2 separate regions of the Homo sapiens genome follow, and region 2 is linked to region 1. The links are chromatin contacts, found by Hi-C or POLR2A ChIA-PET in ENCODE. All regions are on one chromosome and are shown on one strand. The core of a region is the stretch at or near the end of the contact, and the rest is flanking DNA. Distances in the headings are between cores, read along the strand shown. Region 1 holds the start of GSAP (gamma-secretase activating protein). Region 2 overlaps CCDC146 (coiled-coil domain containing 146).

Region 1 (3,758 bases), core at 875-3,374:
CTCCAATGACTCCATTTTCAGTGTGCTAGATGGCTGAAATTCCAGCAATCATATCTAGATCCCGAAATAGTTAAAGACTGAAAGGGACCATCTTTTCCCATGTCTCTTGTTTTAAGAATAGAGAAATCTGTCATAGCAGAGGTTTCCTTACAACTCAGTGGCCGGAATCGGGTATCATACTCTGACAGAGATCTCTAATTGCTTCTGAATATCTACTTTCCCCACCTTCTTCAGTAATACCGTCCTGATTTTTATCTGGGCACAGCAATGGCCAGGTATATTTCCTTGCCTCCCTTGAAAGCTACATTTGGCCATGTGACTAAATTCTGGTGAGTGAAACATACGTAGAAATGTTGTGTAGAACTTCCGGGAAGTATCCTTAAAAGAGAGGTAGCATCCTCTTTTTATTCCTCTTCTTCCATTCTGATTTCTGGAATGCAGACGTGAAGGCTGAAGCTTCTGCAGCCCTCTTTGATCATGAGGACAAGGGTACACTCAGGATCAGGTGGAGCAAAGAACTGGAAGGAGCCTGGGTCCCTGATAAATTCAGGAACCTGCCCTAAGAGCTTTATTCTGCCTACGTCCAGCTAGGTGACAGAATAAAACTTGTGTGTTTAATTTACTGTTAATCTGAGTTCTTATTAACTTCTGGAGAATCTAATCCTAACTGATACACATGCCTTCATATAGCACCCTCATGATTTTGGCCACATCTTTCTATCATTATCTTATTGTTTCTCACCTTCTTTACATTGGCTTTTTCACTTAATTTGAAGAGAATTTTTTATATCATCACTGCTTGACTATAAAATCAGTCCTGCCTGGCAAAAATAGAAGTTAACTGCAAAAATAAAAACAATGGAAATGTACTGACTTTAAAAAATTGGCCAACAGTGTTTCTGTATGACAAAGGCAACAAGCTTATTTGATATGAAATAGTTGCATTAGCTCCTTGGGGGCTCCAGTGGCCTTCCTTTTATTCACTGATAATATTAGCAGCTTCATTAGGCATTTATCTTAAATTTGCATGCACTTCCCGGGTGGGAGGACTTTCCTCTGTATATGGTGGTGAGTAATGGAGTTCTACCTGAAATCATCCATTACCTCAGTTGGAGAAACATGTCTCTAGGAGGGAAAAAAATTCAAGACTTTCTTTTACATTTGGTTGGAGTAGTTTTCAAACTTAGTAAGCCTAAGAATCACCCGAGGCTCTGGGTAAAATGCACGTTTCTGGTCTTGTCCAGGTGTAGAGATCAGGAGTCTGCATTGTAAAATAGTGCCCCAGATGACGTCAATACAAGTAGTTTTCAGACCTTAATTTCGGAAGCATGTGAAAAAGCATTCTTTATTACTGTATTCACTCATTCTTCAGTAATTGTCGAGCACCTTCCAGAGTGCTCTGTTAGACCCTGGTGGGAGGCAGAGGGTTTGCGTGGAGACTTAAGATTCAGTTTTCATGTCTCAAGGCATCAAATGAGATGTACTAGAGTTAAAAGGCAAAAAGGACGCTGTTTGTATCAAGCGCATTAACCCCTTTTAGCGTTTCTCTTACAATGGGATCACCTTCGTCATACGCTCCCAGTTGCTACTCATTACCTTAATAACACTAATAAAGCACCACCACCTCGAAGCTGGGGCGAATAGGCCCAAGAGACGGCCTACTTCTGTGGTGACCCTGAACTGCTCCAGAGGACCCAGCTCTCTCAAGCCAAGTGGTTTCCACACTTTGCTGCACAGTGGAGGCACTTGTAGAATAAAGAAAATAGGCCGACCCTCCAGGTTTGGAAGCCACTGGGCTAGCGGCCTCGCCAAGGCCCTGAAGCGCCCACGTCTTTGCGCCCTCTATCCTCAGCCCCGAAGGTGCGCGCGGAGGCCTCCCGCCCCGGCGGGCCTGGTCCTGGCGCCTGGTCCACCCCGCCCCACCGCTACCCGCCGTGCCCGGCTCCGGCTCCGGCTCAGGTGCGGGCCGCCGGCCGGGAGGAGCTGGTGCCGGAGCTTCTCAGGCCAGGGCGCTGCAGAACCGAAAGCAGCAGGGGGCGGGGGAGAGGAAAGAGGGGGCGGGAGCGGGGACGCGAGGGCGAGGCGGCCACGCGGGGCCGGGAATGCCCGCGGTGCGGGGCCCCAGAGCCGCCCGGTGGTCGTGTCCGGGCGATGGCTCTTCGCCTGGTCGCCGACTTCGACCTCGGGAAGGACGTGCTCCCGTGGTTGCGGGCGCAGCGGGCAGTGTCGGAGGCCAGCGGGGCCGGAAGCGGCGGCGCAGGTGCGGGAGGCGCGCTGCGGAGAGGGGTGGGGGCGGGGAGTGGGAGTCCCTCATACCCCCCGGACTCCGACCCGGTGGGGAGCAACCCGGGGCGTCGCCGCCCTGAGAAGGCTGGTGCGAGGGCGTCGCTCCCCTCCTCAGAGGGCTGTTTTGGCTTTGCCACCCACACCCAGCCACGGCGGAAGGTCTGGGGGCAGAGCCCGGGCCAGGTCGCCGTGGGGCCTGAGGCGCCTGGCTCGCTGCCGGCCCGCGGAAATTCGCCCTTGGCAGAGGGGCCGGGCCGCTGGCGGTTCCCTCAGCATCACCTCACGGCGAGGGCAGAGGGTCGTGCTCAGCTCAGCGGCCGCATCCCACCTCCCGGGGGGTTCATCGGCAGCGCAGGGGCTTTGCCAAGACAGGAGTGCTCCTGGAAGCTTCACGTTTTGAGAAAGAATCCGTGACCACCAAGCAAACCACCCTATACCTAACGGTGGAACAGTTTGTCCCCACATTTGCGAGACGTGTTTATGTGTCTGTTGAACCGTGTCCGTGGCTCAGGGGACATGGGCCTCGGCGGTGAGGCGCAAGAGGGCAGGGGCCGCCTCCAGGCTGCGCGCGGCGGGGCGAGAGCCCCCAGCCGCCCCCGAGCTCCGCACCTGTGCAGGCTGGGGCTGCGCGCGAGATGCTCGGCTCCCGGCCCTGCCACTCCGGGCTTTTTGATGATTTGGTAAGGGAGTGAAAGTGACTTTTGAGCCTTCCCAGCACTGATCTGTTTTAAAGAAGGGGAACTTTGTGATTTCTTACAAAGTTTTAAAAGTCTTCTATAAATATTGGAGCTTCAGAGCTTAAATGCAGCTTCAAAGCAATGATGCCTGTAGGTCTCACCTTGTGTGTAGGGCGCTGTCCACTTCAGTGAATTTGGAAGTGGGTATTAAATGACCCACATCTACAACTCCTTTCCCTTAAACGCTGGTGAAAGTTTTCTTGATGTGAGTTATATATCAAGTTGCTATCTTGTATCTTCACACTCTCCTATGACTATAGCGAAATTATTTGTAGGTTTCCTTGGCTTGGAATATTATTAGCTCCAAATAAGGAGTTATATGTTTGTGTAGCGTATGCATTGAGTTTGCATTAGTGTCATGCTTAGTAAGGCTTTACTTTTTTTCGAGGTGGAGAGGGTGGTCAAGGAAGAATTTTATACAAAAATTAGCTGGGCGTGGTGACACGCTCCTGTAATCCCAGCTACTCGGGAGGCTGAGGCAGGAGAATCGCTTGAACCTGGGAGGCAGAGGTTGCAGTGAGCCGAGATCTCGCCACTGCACTCCAGCCTGGGCAACAGAGTAAGTCTCCGTCTCAAAAAAAAAAAAAAAAAAAAAAAAAAAAAAAGTCGCCCACATGTCTGAAAAGTTTTTGAAGGCTTAACTTTTTGAAATACAACAGGCAGCTCTGTCTTCTACTACCAAGTACTCCTTTTTCTGGACTCCCACTTTATTTTGCTAAATGGCAGGTGTCTGCA
Region 2 (3,758 bases), core at 839-3,338, 260 kb after region 1:
AAATAAACCTTCCTTATTATCCAGCAATTCTTCTGGTTATATATCCAAATGAATCGAAATCAGGATCTCGAAGCGATATTGGCACTCCCACGTTCATTTCATCACTATTTACAAAAGCCAAGATATGGAAACAACATAAATTTCCATGGACATATGAATGGACAAAGAAATTGCGATATATGTATACAATGGAACATTTTACAGCCACAGGAAAGGAAATTCTGCCATTTGCAACATCATGGATAGAAAATGAAATATTTAGGCAGACAGAGAAATACAAATACTATATGATCTCACTTATATATGGAACTTAAAGCAGTCAAACTCATAGAAGCAGAGTGGGATGGTGGTTGCCAGGGACTTGGGGTAGGAGAAACTGGGGAGTAATAGTTAAAGAGTACAAAATTTCAGCTATGCAAGATAAATAAGTTTTGAAGATCTACTAGACAGCATAGTGCCTGTAGCTAACAATACCCTATTGTATACTTAAAATTACTAAGAGATTAGATCTTATGATAAAGCAGCAACAAAAATAATAATACAGGGGGTGGATAAAACTTTGGATGGTGATAGATATGTTTATGAGATTGATGATGGTTGGTGGTTTCATGGATGTATACTTATCCCCAAACTCATTGAGATGTATACATTAAATATGTACAGTATTTTATACATCAACCATACCTCAATAACGTGTTTTTTTAAAAAAGGAAAGACAGGGAGAATGAGTAGTGAAAGAAAACCCAACAGAGGCAAATATAAAAAAGTCTGTGTGAATTAAAACAAAAAAACACTAATTAATCTAATTAAATAGGCAGGAAAGGACTTAACCAGATAACAAAGTTTAATGGATAAAACAAATATCTGGCTGGGCGCAGTGGTTTACGCCTGTAATCCCAGTACTTTGTGGTGTGGAGGTGGGCGGATCACGAGGTCAGAAGTTAGAGACCAGCCTGGCCAACATGGTGAAACCCCGTCTCTACTAAAAATACAAAAATTAGCCGGGCATGGTGGTGGGCGCCTGTAATCCCAGCTACTCAGGAGGCTGAGGCAGGAGAATCGTTTGAACCTGGAAGGCAGAGGTTGCAGTGAGCCGAGATAGCGCCACTGCACTCCAGCCTGGGCAACAGAGTGAAACTCTGTCTCAAAACAAAAAACAAAAAAAAACAATAAATATCCAAAGACAGTTAATATATAGGATTGCAAAGCCCATTGTATTAATAGTTCCATATTGCAGGCAATATGATTGACAGCTGTAAATAAAATAATAGAATAAAGTATATTCTCAGGCTACGGTGATATGAACAGAGAATGTTTAATATAACACCTTAAATTCCTGGCATAGGAAGAACTACATAGCCATCAGGTATGGTAATTCTAGAGACTTATATCTCCAGAATGCCTAAATCAATTAAATAAATATTTATTGAGTTTTCCTATAAAGAATTTACAAATATGCAAACAATGTATAATCTGAAGAGAAAGTAAGGCAGGGAAAGAACTAGTTCTCTGTCACATAAGCTGAGGTAAAATAAGCCCAAATAAAAAGCAACGTTCTTAGGAGAGTAGATAGGGCTGAAAAAGTAACTGGTAGCCTGGAATTTGGGACTTGAACTCTAGGCATTGGGAGCCATGGCAGAGTTGTAAAGATATTGCTGACAATATTGCTGAGAAGAATGGCTTGGAAAATGTGTGAATTTAGAGGCAAGGAAACAATCTGGAGGCTGGGACCCAGCCACTGTGCTATGGGTAGGAGATAGGTACCATGGTGAGCAAGACCAGACAAGGTTCCTGACCTTAGGGGACGCAGAGACTGGCAGCAAGACAAGTTAATCAAAAAATCACAGACATAAAATTCTAAACGTTTTAACTGAAATTGGTGCTATGATAACTTGGACCACAGAAACAGGGTGGCCACACACTGCACACTTACAGGGAGCACCACTGGCATAGCAAGTTCTGCAGAGAAGCAGCCCCCACTGGAAGGAGGCAAGGCAGTACCATGAGATGCTGTAGGAGTCTGAAGAGAAGAGGATGTGGCCTTAAGGGGATTTTAAGAAAGCAGAAGACATGAATAAGCCAAAATAGGAAGCTTCACAAAGAATAATTAAGCAATAAACATTGCAGGGTACCCCTTGTTTTGTAATACACATCAGTAATTCCTCTTCTTCAAATGAAACATAGGTGATCATCATTTTGTTTTGATTTTGAATTATTAAGGAAACATTTCTAGATAGTTACAAGGAGCATGTGTAAAAACCAAATACTGCATGCTCCAGAGAATGGGGCAGGATACACAAACAATGTGACTTTTGGACAATAAAATGGCAATGCTTCAAGAAAGCTGTAGCAGAAAACCACACGGTCTTTCAATATTACTCATCATTGAACAAGCACAGGTTTTGCTCATTTTAGAAACAGCAGGGTGTAATGTAAAGTTGAACATGATTTATTTCTCTCCTAGTCCCACACAGAACCTGAGTGTTCTTTTTTGTGACTTGGCTCTTCTGACTGCCCTGAAGATAAGATTGGGTGCTCCTTCCCCCAGCAGCCCATTGCTCTACAAGGTTAATTACAACATGTTTCTACAGGAACTCAGAGCTGACCCCTTGGAGGAAGGGAGAACTCTGGGACACTTCCATTTTTTTGTTTTGTTTTGTTTTAGTTTCCTAACATGTTAAAAAACATAGAAACTTCAAAACAGGGTTACAAAAATTGTGGTATAAAGTTGTATGACAAGTGCCTTCAATTCTGTCAGTGTATCTCTGGTAATTATATGTATATTATCTTTTGGAGATAACATAAAAAGTCTATAAAATTTAAGGCTCATCCTATGGGGCCTCCGGTCCACTATATGACAGGCTCAGAATATTGGGCAGCCAATCTGACATGAGGCATACCTCAGATCCATTTAATGGACAACAACAACAACAAAATCAGATGGAACTAACTTAATAGTCCTAAAAGCCACAGATAAAATGATTGCAGTTATTCCTGCCTAGATTTTATATTCTAAGTACAATTATACAATGCTCATTTTTACCATACAAAGACAATGTTAGACTTGAAACATTTTTTAAGATATAGATACATATTTTATTTTATTTATTTTTATTTTTGTGGGTACATAGTAGGTATATATATTTATGGAGATGCTTTTTTTAAAAAAGAAAGTAAAAATGTTATTCAAAGACCCAACAAATCAAATCACAACATTTTTTTTTTTCCTAAAAGGAATGATAAAGAGGACTTTCGAAAAAAGAATCCTGAAAAGAAAAGAGTCCTACAGGAAAAACAAAAAGAATCTTAAAGGAAAAATGAAAACTCTTGCAGTAAATATGTACAGATAAAAATTGCCTCATAATTGAAGTGTTAAAGTAACAATGGGGTTTGAACTACCTTCAATTAAAACCACACAAACGCACAAATAGCAAAACTCTGAAAGAAAGCTTCAAGTGCATATCTGGCCTTTAAAGTTAATGTTCAGACATGTTAAACAGTTACCTCTTAGATTATACGCATGTGTAATCCATGAGGAATCTGTTAATTGCAACATGATGGTGGAGAACCCAAGTCTCTATTACAGAATCAGCACCCCTCCCGAGGATGGAAGGGTGCTGAGAGAGCTCTAGGCCTTCTCCTTCATTTCACCATCCCCTTGCTTTCCTTTGCCCATTCCTACCATACCCCAAGCACAGACCCAAGAAAAGATCCTCACTCTCTCTTTAAAGCATCTTATATATTTTTTCCCTTTTTTC

The links. A loop is a pair of places that touch in the nucleus more often than their neighbours do. ChIA-PET counts read pairs that join two places held with the same protein, here RNA polymerase II (POLR2A). Pooled maps may share reads with other maps.
Region 2: a pooled map shows a loop between it and region 1 (2.7-fold over the local background). The contact joins the enhancer-like site here to the promoter of GSAP in region 1. A Hi-C loop is called at or near these places in 1 of 50 pooled maps. POLR2A ChIA-PET finds 5 or more read pairs at or near these places in 3 of 52 experiments (H1, PC-3 and activated T-cell).

Annotation. Positions count from the first base shown.
Region 1 is chr7:77,414,715-77,418,472 of GRCh38, reverse strand. It overlaps GSAP (gamma-secretase activating protein), which reads left to right and starts at 2,124. Exons shown (of 31, transcript NM_017439.4): 1 at 2,124-2,260. The coding sequence starts at 2,152. LOC101927243 (a long non-coding RNA gene) reads right to left here and starts at 3,275. Exons shown (of 5, transcript NR_110073.1): 1 at 3,125-3,275. RefSeq lists silencers at 1,829-2,178, 2,399-2,608, 2,669-2,958.
Region 2 is chr7:77,155,926-77,159,683 of GRCh38, reverse strand. The region is part of intron 1 of CCDC146 (coiled-coil domain containing 146); the gene reads right to left. The region is part of intron 1 of LOC124901678 (a long non-coding RNA gene); the gene reads left to right. Among named protein-coding and RNA genes, the nearest start is that of CCDC146, 35 kb to the right of the region's middle. Within about 2 kb of position 2,088, at least 4 of the 41 ENCODE cell types and tissues checked have a DNase peak (open chromatin) inside an H3K27ac peak, as active enhancers do.